2 separate regions of the Mus musculus genome follow, and region 2 is linked to region 1. Evidence: chromatin contacts called from ENCODE Hi-C or POLR2A ChIA-PET data. All regions are on one chromosome and are shown on one strand. The core of a region is the stretch at or near the end of the contact, and the rest is flanking DNA. Distances in the headings are between cores, read along the strand shown.

Region 1 (7,384 bases), core at 2,373-4,872:
GATTGATCCAGGGCAGGAACGCCCAGCTGTCAGGTCACTACGGCCATGGGAGATGCAGGCTTTCCGTCACTTCCCTGTAAGGAGGGCAGCTGCCATGGCATCAGTCTCGTGATGCCCAGGGTTTAAACCAAGGAGTCTAAACCAGGGGCTCTCTCCTTTCCCTTCCCTATGGGTGCTCCTGGAGCACCTCACAAAGAGGCTTCCTGAGTTCCTTTCCCGGGCTCTGGTCTCCTGCAGGCAAAGACACATCACACATACAAGCATCCAGTCTCTGGGGAGTGGAGGGAAGAGTCTTGGGGGTCACACATCTGCACTGCGAATCCTCACGTGTTGGTGTGGCGTCCTGGAGGATGGATGAGGCCTAGAGCCAGCAGGCTGCAGAGGTTCCTTACCTGGAGCCAGCTTAGGCAGGTGGGACTGATCTGCCCTTGGGAGGAGTGGGAGTGTGGGGAGGAGGGAGAGGAAGACCCTCACTTTTAGAAGCAAGGAAGGAGAGGGAGGACTAAGGAAGAAAGGAGGAGAACTCCTTGCTTGGAGGAGTAGGAGAGGAAGGAGAAAGAGAAAGAGCATCTGAGTGGGAAGAGGGAGAACGAGAGGGAGGAGGGAGAAGAGAGAGAGACAAGAAGGGTCATGGGGGCCGGGAGACTCCTCACCTGGATGTTCTTGTGTAGCAGGCGCTTACACAGCAGCCTCAGGGACACTCGGCTGTAGTACTGCAGCTTGGCCTCATGCCACAGCAGCCTGTCTGTGGACGTGTCATAGATGGTGTACTTGCTCATATCCTCCTTCAGGGCATTGAAGTCGTGCTTCAGGTCATGGCCCACCACCAGCTTGCCTTTCAGAAGCTGCAGGATCTGTCCAGAAAGACATGGACACATGTCCACCCTGGGTGCTCCAGGTGGGGTACCCCCCCCCCTTCCCCAGAGTCATGAAGCTAGCTGGCCACTCCTGGGGTCGCTAATTGGCCTTGGGCAAGTCCTCCTCCCTCATTGGAGGGAAGCAAGGTCCAAAGCTCTTCTCAAAGCAGTCTTAGTGTGTGAGGCTCCCTACCCTGGCTTGCTCCCATGGCTCATGGGATGGGGCCTACAAGGATAAACAGCACATAGACTATGTCCTTTAATCTCCTTGGCAACTCCGCTGTGGCAGGGCAAGCAATGACCTCCCAAACGTTATCCAGAACCCTCTGAGGAGAATCTGTGATCCCTGGATCAGGGATGAGGGTGTGGGTAGGGCTAAGGTGCATGTGGAACTTAAATTGTTAGCCAGATGGTAATACTTAAAGAGGGGGAATTTTACACTGGGATTGTAGCTCATCGGGAAAGTTATAAGATCCAATCCCTAACACTGGACAAAGAGGACAAGAGGGCTCCAGAACAGATCCCCATTAGCACAGGGCCCTTATTTTTGAAGACTAGGGGTTCTTCATGAAAAGAAGTTGTGGGCTGTTGGTCATTCTGAATATGGAGAAAGGACTAAGGCCAAGGGGCTCCAGCACCCCCAGAAGCTGGTAAGGAGCCTGAGGAGCCAGCCTTGCAGACCCCTTAAGTTTAGTCCCACTAGGCCCAGGTTGGACTTCTGAAATGAAGAACGGTAAGATAACAAGTCCACATTGTCTTAACATATGAAGTTGGTGGGTCTGTTCAGTGGCTACAAAAACTAGCTCCGTTAGGAAGGAGGCTGGACTTACCAGGATTCTACAAAAGAGAGCAACAGAAACACACAGGAGCCAATGACTTTGCCCAAAGTGTCTCTGACCATTTTAAATATTTGCAAATTCTTTCATAGTCCTCTTTAAAGATTAATAACTAAGGCTGGAGTGTGGCTCAACTGGCAGAGTGCTTGCCTAGCATTGGAGGACCTAGCGTCTGGCCCATATAAACCGGGTACCATGACACATGCCTGTAAACCCCAGAATTTGGGGCAGATAGAGGCAGGAGGATCAAAGCCAGCCTGAGCGACATGGGACCCTATCTTAACAGCAAGCAAACAAATGATGGGGAATGGAACTCCCGGGGCTGGGGAAGCCCTGAAGGAAAGTCATACACAGAAATAAGCCCAGAAAATCCCATACGGCAGGCAAATAAACTTACACATAACTCCTGCCCACTGGCCCTGGCACACTGCCCCTCTACCTATCCCTCCCAGAGCGCACATGCACAAGTGTGACAAGTGCTACTAGTGTTTGGGCAATCTGGGGGGTGGGGGGCGGTTTGCTAAGCACCATCAGGGTACTGGGATTTCCACCCAGTGGGCAGTAGCAGAGCCTGGCTGCTTGCCACACAGCGGATGAGCAAGCCTGATCTATCTGGCGGCCCAGTGGGAGGATGGGCAGCCCTTAGAGTGCTCAGCTCCGTGTCCTACATGTCTGGAAGACATGGACACAAGGTTAAAGGGTAAGAACCTCGGGCCTCAGTGGCCCAGAGCACGCAGTCTGGGAACACAGTCTCCTTCAGCCCAGGAGCCTCTGGCCTCTGAGTCAGAGCCAGCTCAGCCTCAGAACCTCATTTCACAGGCTCACCAGAGCAGTGCGATGTAGAAGAGAAGGAACATCAGGTGGGACTCAATGTCCCCATCATAAGACCGGAAAGTTGGACCAGAAAGATGCCCTGAAAACAGCTGCAGATGGGAGCCTAAGATTCTCTGGTGGTGGGGAGACTAACTTAGTTGAGGGCTGTGATAGGGAGACCCAGAGTCCTTCCCTCCCTCAAATATGTGAGAAATTCCTCATGGGAGAGTCACAGACCACAGACCCTAGGAAGGAGCTGAGGTGGAAGGACAAATGTGCCTCGACTCCTGCTCCTTCTTCACTTACCTCTAGCCTGGCTTCACCAAATGGCGTGGCCCTCACCATGTGCTGAGGCGTGACCCCGCTGACTTGGGTTCTGTAGTCCGTGATCTCTCCCTCGGGTCGGATGTACTTGTCATACAGGACTGCGCCATGGATGTTCACAATGCTGCAGCGGGCGAGGCCACTCACCCTTTGAGGCCCAAGCCCCACCATCTCACAGTCCATGGCCACCACCTCTGGGATGCCTGCCATGCTCCTTGGCGACCCTCAGAAAGCCCTGGAGGATGGGGAGGTGGGGGGTGGGGGAGAGCCAGGCTGTCAGTCAAGAACCAACAGCCCTCCAGGCATCCTGGGCCACCACCCTGCCAAACTACACCCTGAGCCCTGCCCATTATCTCCAGTGCCACCTGGCAACAGAAGCTGGCCTCTTGCCAGCCTTCAGCTTCTGTGTGCTATAGGTCCCAGAGCTTGCTGGTCCTGTCTGGCTGTCCCACCTCGAAGCCCCCTCCCATTGCCTCCCAGTTTGGGCAGCTATGTGGTTGGTACCTGCTCTCACCTGTCTCAGTGCCCTGGGTTCTCTTCTGCCCCTCTGTTTCCACTTCTCGGCTACTTCAGTCACTTTGGGAAGTGACTCATCTCTAACGGGGAGCCTGCCTGTTTTAGTTTCAGTTTCTGGTTCATTATCAAGGGAAGTTGAGGAGTGGGGGCAGGCCTTGTAGCCTGGGCTGTTCCATCTCCTCAAGGCTGGCCAGGTAAGGGGGCTGGCAGGTTGAGTCAGGGCTGGTGGCCGCGTCAGGCTGTCCCTCCTCTGGCCCTGCCCTACTCCTCCCTTTCGGATGACGTGTCTGACGTGGACGGAGTGGATTGCAACATCTTTCTTTGCTTTTCTCACCCTCCACCCAGAGAATAAACATCTCCGGGATTGGAGCCTGGGGAAGGTCCCACAACTTCTGGGACCTGCTGTCAGTGTGCTACCCTGGGAGGTTTTCTGAGGACAGAGCAAGCAGTTCTTGAGATGCTGGTACCATTAACTGGGAAGGGCAGCAAGGGGTTGGGGGAGGAGGAGGGTCTAGTCCTTGGTGCCTCATTGGGCAGAGACTCTACCTGGGAGAGTTGACAAACAGCAGCAGACCTTTAGAGGGCCTCAAGCCAGGCTGTTCTTCCTCCTGGGTTCTAGTCTCCTGGGCTGGGACTTAGAATCCTTAGAGTGATACCTATTATTAGGTCCAAAAGGAAAAATTCCAAGAACCCTCCCCAGCCCCCTGAAATAAAGGGCAGGCCCACTGTCTTTGTCCAAAATGACAGTCTGGCCCGCAGCTCAAGCTGGACTATAGGGTTTCTTGTGTATAGCTCAAAGTTCTCACAAAGAGTTCCTCAGAAACCTGTCAGAACAGTTCTGTGGGTCCACATGACAGCCCATGCTAGCCTGCAGACTCCTTCACATGACACATGTTCACATGTACCTGTTCTGCACTGGCCTTCTGACCCCTCTCACCTCCCTGACTCCTCCGCTCTGCTAGCTCCCAGGCCCTTCCACCTCAGCCCCGTCCGTTTTCCTTAAAACCAGCAATATCCCCACTCTACCCCCTGCCGCTCTTACTATTCTCTTCTCTAGCTCCCCACTCCTATTTTCTCTGCTCCTGAGAGATGGTCCTGTCCATGGGCAGGCAGTCTGCTGCTTTTCCTCTCTGCTCTGGACTCTTCTGGATGCCCCTGGCTGGTCTCTCATAGCGACAAGAAAACTCCTCCCCTGAATCATGGAGCCCCTGTTGCTTATTCCTAACACGCAGGGAACGTTCAGTATTCTAATAAACAAACTGAGGTATGCGCGGATCAGAAACAGACTCAGCTTTCTAAGAGGGGAGCGCTTGCAGAACACACCAGAGAGAGAGAGGCCAAAGGAAGAATATATATGGATCTGCATTCGCTTTGCCACTCGGGGAGATAAAACACAGAGGCGCTAGGCTATGTTCCTTTCTCTCCGCTGGGGTGCGGGGCTTGTGGGTCATACCGCTCAGGGGAGAGGAAATGAAACCTAAGATAGGGGCCCCAGTTCATTGTCACTGGGTCGGAAACTGTGGTTCTCAAACTCCTGGGCATGGAAACCCCAAGAGTTGAAGGGATGAGGGTGGGGTGGGGCTAAAAACAGGGAATCCGGCTTAGTTTCAGACCTGCTTCGGAGACTTGAGCACTGCTCTGTAGGACAAAGGCTTGCCCCCCGGGGCGGTCCTTGAAGGAAACAGCCATTGCTTGTCCAAACTGCTTATTCACGGTGGATGTTAGGAATGCCTCATTGGCTCGTGGAAGGACCTCAGCTGTTGTCCCTACGTGACTGATTGTCACAGTCCTCTCAATGGAGTGTCATGGTCCACTCCACCGGAGTCAAGAGTAGATTTAAATGCCTACGGGTCTCAAATGCCAGAATTGCTGGGGTTCCTGATTCTTCTCCACCTTACCAGATTTTCTGTGTGGTGACACGGTCCACTATCCAACATAGTCTATATATGCCCAGATCTATAGAGAATAACAGTTCTCAACCCAGTGAGACATCACAAAGACTTGGATAAGAACTTCCAAGGGTGTAGTTCAGCTTGTTTAGCATGCAAGAAGCCCCACACTCGATGTCCAGTGCCTCATTAACCAGATATAGTGGTTTAGCTTGTAATCCTGACACACCATCTGATGGCCATAGGAAAATCAGGAGTTTCAAGACATCCTTAGTCACACAGCAAATTCAAGTCTAATCTGGACTCAGAGGCAGTTGTCATCTGTCCCACTGTCCCTTCCTTCCAGTCTCTTTCACACCCTCCTTGAACTATGGCTTCTTCTAGTTTCTACCCAAGCTCTGGCCTTGCTCTGGGCCTGTGTCTGTTGATTCTTCTCAGGCCCAGAGGTCTCAGATGCCTCCTTCAGACCAGGTTAACCATCCATCTCCCCAGGGCCAGGACCAGTGACTACCCTCTAGTGGTTCTCAACTGTCCTAATGCTACAACCATTTAGTACACTTCCTCATGTTGTGGTGACCCCCCCCCCCCATGAAATAATTTTTTGTTGCTACTTTGTAACTCTAATTTTGCAACTGCTATGAATTGTGCTGTAAACATCTGATATGCAGGATATCAGAGATGCGACCCCTATGAAAGGCTCATTTGACCCCCAAAGGGGTCACGACCCACAGGCTGAGAACCATCAGGCTAGAGGAACCAGTTAGGTTCCCACTCTAGAGCACTACGAGGGCACCTTCCCACGTGTTCATGTCTCAGGGTTTGGCAGTTGCTGCCCTGTTTGAAAAGTTGCTTTTCTGGGAGAAAAATTTTTTTTAAAAAAAAGTTTACCTTTTTACAAAAAAGTCCAACAAGCCAAAGAACAATTCCATCAGATTACAACTTGGGGACCAATGAATTTATTGGGCTTACTTATGGAGCCTGCGTGAGAGGCTACTTATAGAAGCCCGGAAGGACATCAAACACACACTGGTAAGTCTTCATCTAGTGTGGATGGTGGTGGCATCCCTGTAGCTTAGCTTGGCAGCAAGCTTCCCTTGCTTATATACATTACCATTGTCTGAGCCCAGATCCCACGCAGGCAGGGCAGAACTGCATACAAATGGCTGAGGCAGCAGCTGAAATCTCAGACTCCCCCTGGGAGGGGCTATCAATAGTCAATGAGCAGAACTGTAAACAGGCACAGCTGATCCAGATAGAGGCGATTTTGTCCAAAGGCCAGGAGACTACACCTGCATCATCTGCTTGGCAACTCCCCCTCCAGGCCTCTCTGTGTAAGCGCACCTCCTGTCCTCTCCTTAAAAGCAGTCTCCAGCCCTATCCTTTTCTGTTATACCACAAGCAGTCATAGTGCGCCTTCCATTTGCCCTCTTGTGGTTCCTCAGAGCTGGGCCTCAGCTCCCAGAACCCTGCCTGAATTATGCTGAACGTTTGTCCAAGAATACAGTGCTTTTTGCTGGATCCAGGTACTGGGTATTAACAGTCCTGAAGGGGGAAGCCCTGACCCCAGGTAGTGGGGTTCGTTTCCAGCTTCCCCTGACAGCATCAAACAGCAAGCCAGGTCCACAGGCAGTGATCAAGTGACAGCAAGAGTCACTCTGGGCAAACTTGTCAGCCTTCCAAGGACACATCCCATCAGCTGCTCACCCATCATGCCTGTAGCTCACAGGAGGCAGCTACTGGATGGCTTTTTCTAATCCCTATTTATCACTGTGCAAATGGCTTAAGAGTGGTTCACTGTCCAAGCCTCCTGCCTTGCCATGTCGTCTTTTGCACATATGTTTGTTTTCACATCATCCACTATAGGGGCCCTCAGCAAAGCCCTGCAGACCAGCACCTTGCTTTCCAATTGCCATGGCTGTGCTTTATCTAAGTCTTCATCAAGCACGTCCCTCAGGTGTTTTGTTATAGAATACAAAACAGCCTTAAACAATTAACCGCATCAGAGGCACTTCTCCCTAGAGGCAACCTGCCCTACAAGCTCAACGGTCGGTCTTAAAGGGAGGCCAAGGCAGGAGAATCACCACAAATTCCAAGTCAACCTAGGTCAAATGGTGTGACCCTTCCTCTAAAACTGAAATCCTTGTGAACT
Region 2 (7,384 bases), core at 2,079-4,578, 550 kb before region 1:
ATCAGGCGTACCCTTTTCTTTTCTTTTCCTTTCTTTTCTTTTTTCTTTTCTCTTGAGGCAGGGCCAGGTTGGCTTTGAATCCATTACATAGTCACAGATGAGTTTGAATTTCTAATCTCCCTGCTTCTTCCTCTCCAGTGCTGGGAGTAGATTCTTGCTCTCTCTGGTTTGAGGCATCTGAGGAATTCTCCTTCCTGCCCCCTTGTGCTGTTGCATCCTCTCATGGACTGAACTCAGGCCTCATACTGAGCTCCATCCCAGGGCTTGGCCTTCACTTAGTGGTGGTGATCAGTGCTGACCACCGGCTTGCTGGCGCCTGTTCTAAGGCTATTGTCTGTCCCCTGTTATCTCTCCGTGCCTGCTGAAGCGACAACGGAACTGTTATCCTCTTTCATTAATGGGGAGATAAGAGTGATAGGGAGGTAGGGCTGCTTGCCCTAGAGCGGACAGCTGGAAGACACAGCAGTCACATAGCACACCAGGCATTGGGGTTGCTCGTTGTCCATCTGAACTCGGGATATTGGCCAGCCAGCCTAACTGATTGGCACACTCTTCAGTGAGAGAACCTATCTGATACTTGAACCCAGAGAAAAGGGTACCTCACTGCTTCACTGTGCAGTGCTTAGTGGCGAACCCCGAAATCATCAGCTCTGCTCCCCAGTACAATCTAGTACTGGGTAGGTCACCAGGCAGGCTTTGGGTGACTCCACTGGCCAAGGAGACCAAATGTCTCCGTCTGCTCTTCCTGCATCCCTCACATTTGCTAACTTCCTGGTGGCCATAGTGGCTCCTGTGGTTTCCTGAGCCATTTAAGTAACTCTGCTGGCCTCTCCAATTAGTCCGTAGGGCTGTGGGATGTGGCTCTGTTGGTAGAGTGTTGGCCTAGCACACAGCAAGCTCTGGGTTTCATCTTCATAAAGCAGGTGTAGAGTGGTGCAGCCTGTGATCTGAGCACTCTGGAGGTAGAGGCAGGAGGATCGGAAATTCAAAGTTGAGAGAGAACTAGTTGGTGGACTCACTAACTTCCAAAGGAACGAGGCTGAACACACACCTACAACACTATACCATGTAACCATGTCATCTTTAATAACTCCAGGAGTTTGGCCCTGTTATGGGTTTTACAGAGGCTCAAAGATCCTAGCAGGAAGATTTCTCTGTGTGAGAGTGGACCTGGTCTACATAATGAGCTCCAGGCCAGCCAGGGCTGCATAGTGAGACCTGGCCTCAAAAATAAACAAATATAAAACTCCTCAGGCAACCCCCACCCCCAAAACAGACACACTCAGCAGGAGCCAGAGACAGGAGACAGAGATTATTTGAGGCATGCTGGAGGTGGGGTGGGGGAAGATCAGTTAATAGGGTATTTGTTTCTTTGTGGGTCAGATGTCAATTTAACACAGGCATGTGTATGTGGAGACCAGAGGTCAGCCTTGGATGTTTGTTTCTCAGGACTTGTTTATCTTGCCTTCTGAAACCAGGCCTCTCATGGGGACCCAGATTTTGCTGATTAGATCGGGTGATCTGTGAGTCTCTGGGTGTGGCAGCCCCCCCCCCCCCCGCGTACCCCCCCCCTCACGTATTCCCTCCCTTCACGGCTTCAGGTAGGTGCTCGCTCTTGCAAGCCATGCTCTTCCCCCCACTGAGCTATTCCCACAGCCCAGGGGAGGGCTCCAACACAGCGTTCTGGGGTTGAAGATGTGCATCACTGCTTCCTGATGATGCGGGGTTTGTTAGTCCATTAAATCGCAGTTTCTAGGCTCTTCCTCGCAGCTACCGCTCTTTGAAACTCCAATGGCTGCAATCAAAGTTTTGAAAAATTTACAGCGAGTATAACACCGTTGAGAACAAGGCACGGGTATGGCTAGCGCCACGTGGCAGCTTGCCTAGGCTCACAGATGAAGAGAACACTGAATTTCAGTAGGAGACTATGAAATAAAAATGAAATTGTTTTTCCTGCTCGGAGGCTTCCTGAGTTAAGAGCCTCTCCTTTTTCACCTTATAGCAAAATAAACTGAGCAAAGTTATGTAAAAGCAAGAAGAATCACAAAATAAGGAATCTCTTATCTAGTTGACTCTGGTTTGTGTGTGTATATATATAAAACTGATAACCAACCAATCAAACAAACAAAAATCACTTTATGTCTATTAAGTACATCTAGAAAAATGTATAAGAATGTCTCAGCTGGAGAGCTAGATTGTGGATATTTGTAGTTCAAGCACTGAGGCGGGAGGGCAGCCAGGGCTACCGCGTAAGTTCTAAGTTACAATGTGAGACCTCATCGTTAAAAACAAACAAACAAGCAAACAGGCCGACAGACAGACAGACAAAAGAGGGGGAAGAAACTAAGAAAAGGAGAAAGGAGAAGGGTTCTGTATGAGTCCCTGCCGCTGCTAGTGACAGGAAAAGCGGATAGAGGAGCGACTCCTGAAAAAAGTCAAAGACCCTCTCTCCTGTACACAGTTCTCAGCGTCCGGGTGGTCTCGCTGGTTGGAAGTGGGGGCTGCCGTTCAGCGCGGTCCGAATTTTTTCCCTAATCAGCTGCTTGTGCCCCCTAGTCTGCCTGAAGCAATCCTGATCTTTTCTTTCCTCGTACGGGACTCTCGACTTGAATCCCTGGGTCCCAGTTATTCACCCAGGCCATATTCGCCTGACCCTTTGCAGCTGACCCTCTACGGAGAGCTGGGAGCAGAAACAACCGGAGCAACGGGAGGTGGACCCAGAGATTGACAGATCTCTGAAGCGGGACGTGCTTCAGCTGTGCCCGGTGGGCGCGACCAATCGGACTCAACAGCATCAACCCCCAGCATCATTGTCCGGGATAGGAGGGAGGAGACTCCATCGAGGCTTAGCCTTTGCGGTCCATAGGTGACAAATCTAGACTTCGGACGGCACGTGCTCCGTTTGCTCCACTCTCCATCCGGGACAAGGCTCTCGACCGCTGTCACCGTTTAAGCAATGTGTCACCCTGACAGTTGTTTGCTCAGATCCTTGAGTTCCAAGAATTAAGTTTAGACTAGAAGTTGGTCATAACCACTACGGTCAATTTCGCTTTATTTCCAAAGGGAATCTTGGGATTAACAAACTGACAGATAAAAACAACATACAAGTCGACCGCGGCAGGACTCGAACCTGCAATCTTCTGATCCGAAGTCAGACGCCTTATCCATTAGGCCACGCGGCCGCCAGCGAGAAGGTGCCTTTACTTAGCTTAAAGCGTGTAGCCGCCTTCAGGCTCGCGTCAGACTGGTCTATCTTTTCCGTGGGGAGGGAAGTAGCGGAGGACCTCACCCGGAAGTCCCTCTGCACCCCCGCGGGCGGGCGGCTCCATTGGCGGCGCTCTTATTGGACGCTCGGGGGAGTCTCCCGCCTGCCTCTGGGTAGCCGCGGGACCCAGTTCGCGCAGACGGGAAGTTGCGGCTGCTCCCGAGACCGCACGCCACCCTGAGGCTGCGTGGGCCGCGCGCCGCGGACGCCGCGTCGTCGCCGGGGCTGTGGGCTGCCGCAGAACGGGAAGCGCGAAGCGGACCGAGGTTTCCGGCGGGCTCGGCAGGGGGAGGGCCGGGCGCGGCTGCTCCCTCTCCACTCGGGAAGCCGGGCCGGGAGCAGGGCGGCGGCTGCGGCGGGGACCCTGTGTCCCGGCGTGCGGGGGTGGCCGCCGACGCCCCGACCAGGGCGCCCTAGGCCCGCCCGGGTGTGGGTGCGGACCCCGAGGCTGTGGCTCGTTCGGCGGGTTTCGAAGTTGGGGCGCTAGGCCCTCGGGCCGCCGGCGGGGTGGGACTGGCAACTGCTGTCTGCCGAGCGCCTACTGGGGTTAGGGCCACTCGACGAGCGCGCCCTCTGCCACTCTTACAGCAGTGGCCCGTGGCTCTAGAGTTCTTAACCCCATTTTACAGAGGAGGAGGTCGGGGCCTAAGGAGCTGGGCCAAGGTCACGCAGTTGGAGAGCCAGAACCCTGGTCTGTCTGCGTCTCCCCATTTCAGCATCTCCAGCGGCTTCTCCCAAGTTAACTGCCGAGCCGGTGTGGCCCTGTCCTCGGGAGGGGGCAGTGCCATTTCTTAAGGTTGTTGGAGGCGTAACAGAAAAATGTCCCTACTCCGCTCTGGCCTTTTGGCTAAGATCAAGTGGAGAAAATGCTTGTTTGGCACGCAGCAGATGTTTGTTGCGGGATAAGCGGTTTGTTCAAGTCCGTGACACTTGTAATAACACTTTTATCGTCTGTCTCCTTTAGGACTTGTGTGAGGAAGGCAGGCATGGTGAGACCTATTTCACTGACAGGAGCACAGAGAGGGGACGCGTCTCTCTCTGAGTCTTTCGGCCACTAAAAGCAGTCAAGCTGGAGCCCAAAGCCCGGTGCCCCGACTCACAGCGGGGGGCTCCCTGCACCAACCATGAGCCGCCTGCTCTGGAAGAAGGTGGCTGGCGCCAAGGTCGCCTCAGGGCCAGTACCAGCAACCGCGCGCTGGGTCTCCAGCTCCGTCCTCGACCCCGTCCCCAGCGACGGGCGGCCGCCGTCGCAAATGCCCTCCTCCGAGAATGGGCAGCTGCGGCTCAACCCTCTGCTCATCCAGATGTTGTCGAGAGGCCTGCACGAGCAGATCTTCGGGTGCGGCGGGGAAATGCCCGACGAGGCCGCGGTGCAGCGCAGCGTAGAGCACCTGCAGAAGCACGGGCTCTGGGGGCAGCCGGCCACGCCCTTGCCAGACGTGGAGCTGCGCCTGCCCCGGCTCTTCGGGGGCAACCTGGACCAGCACTTCCGCCTCCTGGCCCAGAAGCAGAGCCTGCCTTACTTGGAGGCGGCCGCCTCGTTATTGGAGGCCCAATTGCCCCCCGAGCCCAAGAGCTGGGCCTGGGCGGAGGGCTGGACCCGGTACGGCCCCGAGGGGGAGGCCGAACCCGTGGCCATCCCCGAGGAGCGGGCCCTGGTGTTCGACGTGGAGGTCTGCTTGGCAGAGGGAACCTGCCCCACTTTGGCGGTGGCCATATCCCCCTCGGCCTGGTAAGTCGGGGGTTAGCAACAGGGGACTACCGTTTGTAGGGGGCCCAGCTTAATGGTTTGGTTCGGAGAACATTTTCTGAGTTCCCTCTGTGTGCAGGTTACTCAACCTGCTTAATCCTGCTTCTGTGAGGCTCGCTATGGTGGGAAGGTGCATAGGCTCCAGGCAACACCCAAGCGCATATCAGGGCCCATTCGGAGGATACCGTGTTGTGTTTGAGACAGACTGAGAGACCATTTAAGATGACCACGAGTTTGTGCCTCAATCCTGACCCCCAAGAAGCTTCCGTGAGAAGTTAGTCTGAAAAGCCATTTGTCCCGTGTTTGGTTTTGGGAGTGCCGACGGTTAGTTTGCACAGGAAGGTGTTCCTGAGGTGGGATTGCTCTAGGCGGTTTACAGTGCTCACATCCCCAGTGTCTTCCGTAAATGCCAGATCTTTCCGAATGCCCGTGAAGGTAGCCTAGTCTTGCCCACCCCCCAGCCAAGAATTAGTACTTCCTCCTAAGTAGAGATTTTGGTCTCAAAGAAGTATATCCAGTCTCTTCCTTTTCTTTTTAAATAACTTTCTAAGTGCTACCCAGGTTTCTTTTTCAAGCAATGATGGCAGTACTGTTTCTCCCCCTTTTTATTCTTCTTCGTTCCAGGATTAAAATACTATTTACAGCCTTAATGCTTTCAGGCATGGCCAGCAAAAAAAAAAAAAAAAAAAAAAAAAAAAGTTGGCAGTTTCTTTATTCCTATTGGAAGCTCCATCTTTGTAAAGAAAGCTGCGAAATGTTATATATGCAGTTGAAAATGGTGAAAGCATGGCTAAATAGCTAAGGTAGGCACTCCTGGCTGGAACGAGCGCATCTAGATGGTTTCGTCCTCGGTGACTTAGTTGAAGCTGAGATAAGAAGCACAGGGCTCATGTGACGTGGTGGCCAGAGTCCAGGGGAACAGCAAGCCATCGTCTGAAAAGATAGAGCAGGTTTGGGTGGCTGGACGGAAGCAGTGCCCATGAGGTTTTTGGTCAGTTGGGCATTTTTGGACAGGTCAAGTCCCTGTTCTTCCTTTCCACCTTTCCATCTTCCTCACTTCTCTCTCCTTCCCATTCTGCCTCCATTCTCATTCCATTCTGTCAGTGGGCCTGGGGGCACCACAGAGTCTGCCTGACTGCAGAAGCCAGTGCTGAGGTCTGGGCTTGCGCGAAGACCTTTCTCCTTGTCATGTGACTGTTATAGCTGTGGACAGCATGTCCACGTTACCTGCCACCCGGGTGTATAACCTGACCAGCACACAGCCTGTAGGAGTGGGGCAGACAGCTGGGCCTCCCAGAAGGTAGCTTCCAGAAGGCTTGTGGTAAGGGCTTTAATCAGTCACTTGCCTGAAGGGAGATCACCCAGGCCCTTGGCGTTTGGGAGTCTAAGGAGAACTTCATTCAGCATTGATAACATGGATTCCAGCTGATCTGAAGTTTGGCTCTCCTTTTTTTTTTTTTTTTTTAATCATACCTAAGTTTATATTAAGATGGCTTCATACACAGCTGCAGGCTTGTGTCTAGACACCAGTTTGACTTCTGTTAACTGAAGTTCTTGTCATTGTCATAGCTTCAAGTATGTAGCATTCTTTTTTTTTTTTTTTTTTTTTTTTTTTTTTAAAGATTTATTTATTTATTATATGTAAGTACACTGTAGCTGTCTTCAGACACTCCAGAAGAAGGAGTCAGATCTTGTTACGGATGGTTGTGAGCCACCATGTGGTTGCTGGGATTTGAACTCTGGACCTTCGGAAGAGCAGTCGGGTGCTCTAACCCACTGAGCCATCTCACCAGCCCGTATGTAGCATTCTTGAGCCCTTGCTTCTGTTGTTACAAAGGACTTTGACAGGCTGGGGTCAGAGGAAGGCTCCAGCGTGGGTGCTTTATGTAGTCCCACCATGGAGTACGCACTAGAGTTTGCCAGATTTAAAGCAGCGAGTTTTTCAGTTGGAAACTTGAGGCAGATCACTCCTGTGTTCCTTAAAGGTTGGAGGGAGCTCTGTCAGAGCTGTACTGTCCACTGTGTGGCCTCAGGCCTTTGGAAGTGTGCGTGGCTTGGGGCAGGTCTCCGTTAGCGGCCACTCTCCTCACTTTGGGGTCTTGAGCAGACTAGCCTTCTCCTGAGTCAGTCAGGCCTTGCAAACAGCACTCATCTGTCTCTTCCACACCCACTGTGGCACGTGTGCATACATTCTCATCTTGGCGCTCGCTCTCACTGAGGTGGTTGCTCCTGTGCATGATTTATTTGTCCTTCGGAGTCTTTGCAGCCCTCAGCCAATTCACACTCTGTGTATGCAGCATTTGTCTTTCTAAAAAAATTTTTTTTTCCACTTTAAATTCTCCACTTTGGGTTGTATCACCAGCCATCTC

Evidence for each region. Hi-C counts contacts between places; a loop is a spot of excess contacts on that map. ChIA-PET counts read pairs that join two places held with the same protein, here RNA polymerase II (POLR2A).
Region 2: a loop to region 1 is called in a map of Patski, with 3 times the contacts of the local background. The contact joins the promoter of Polg here to the promoter of Isg20 in region 1. A Hi-C loop is called at or near these places in 1 of 37 maps with a recorded cell type or tissue (Patski). POLR2A ChIA-PET finds 5 or more read pairs at or near these places in 1 of 5 experiments (Patski).

Annotation. Positions count from the first base shown.
Region 1 is chr7:78,910,003-78,917,386 of GRCm38, reverse strand. It overlaps Isg20 (interferon-stimulated protein), which reads right to left and starts at 3,622. Exons shown (of 4, transcript NM_020583.5): 1 at 3,345-3,622; 2 at 2,813-3,065; 3 at 654-854. The coding sequence starts at 3,040. Aen (apoptosis enhancing nuclease) reads right to left here. Exons shown (of 4, transcript NM_026531.5): 4 at 6,178-7,384.
Region 2 is chr7:79,462,217-79,469,600 of GRCm38, reverse strand. It overlaps Polg (polymerase (DNA directed), gamma), which reads left to right and starts at 3,328. Exons shown (of 23, transcript NM_017462.3): 1 at 3,328-3,531; 2 at 4,230-4,997. The coding sequence starts at 4,390. It overlaps n-TRtcg5 (a tRNA gene), which reads right to left and starts at 3,182; the gene lies at 3,110-3,182.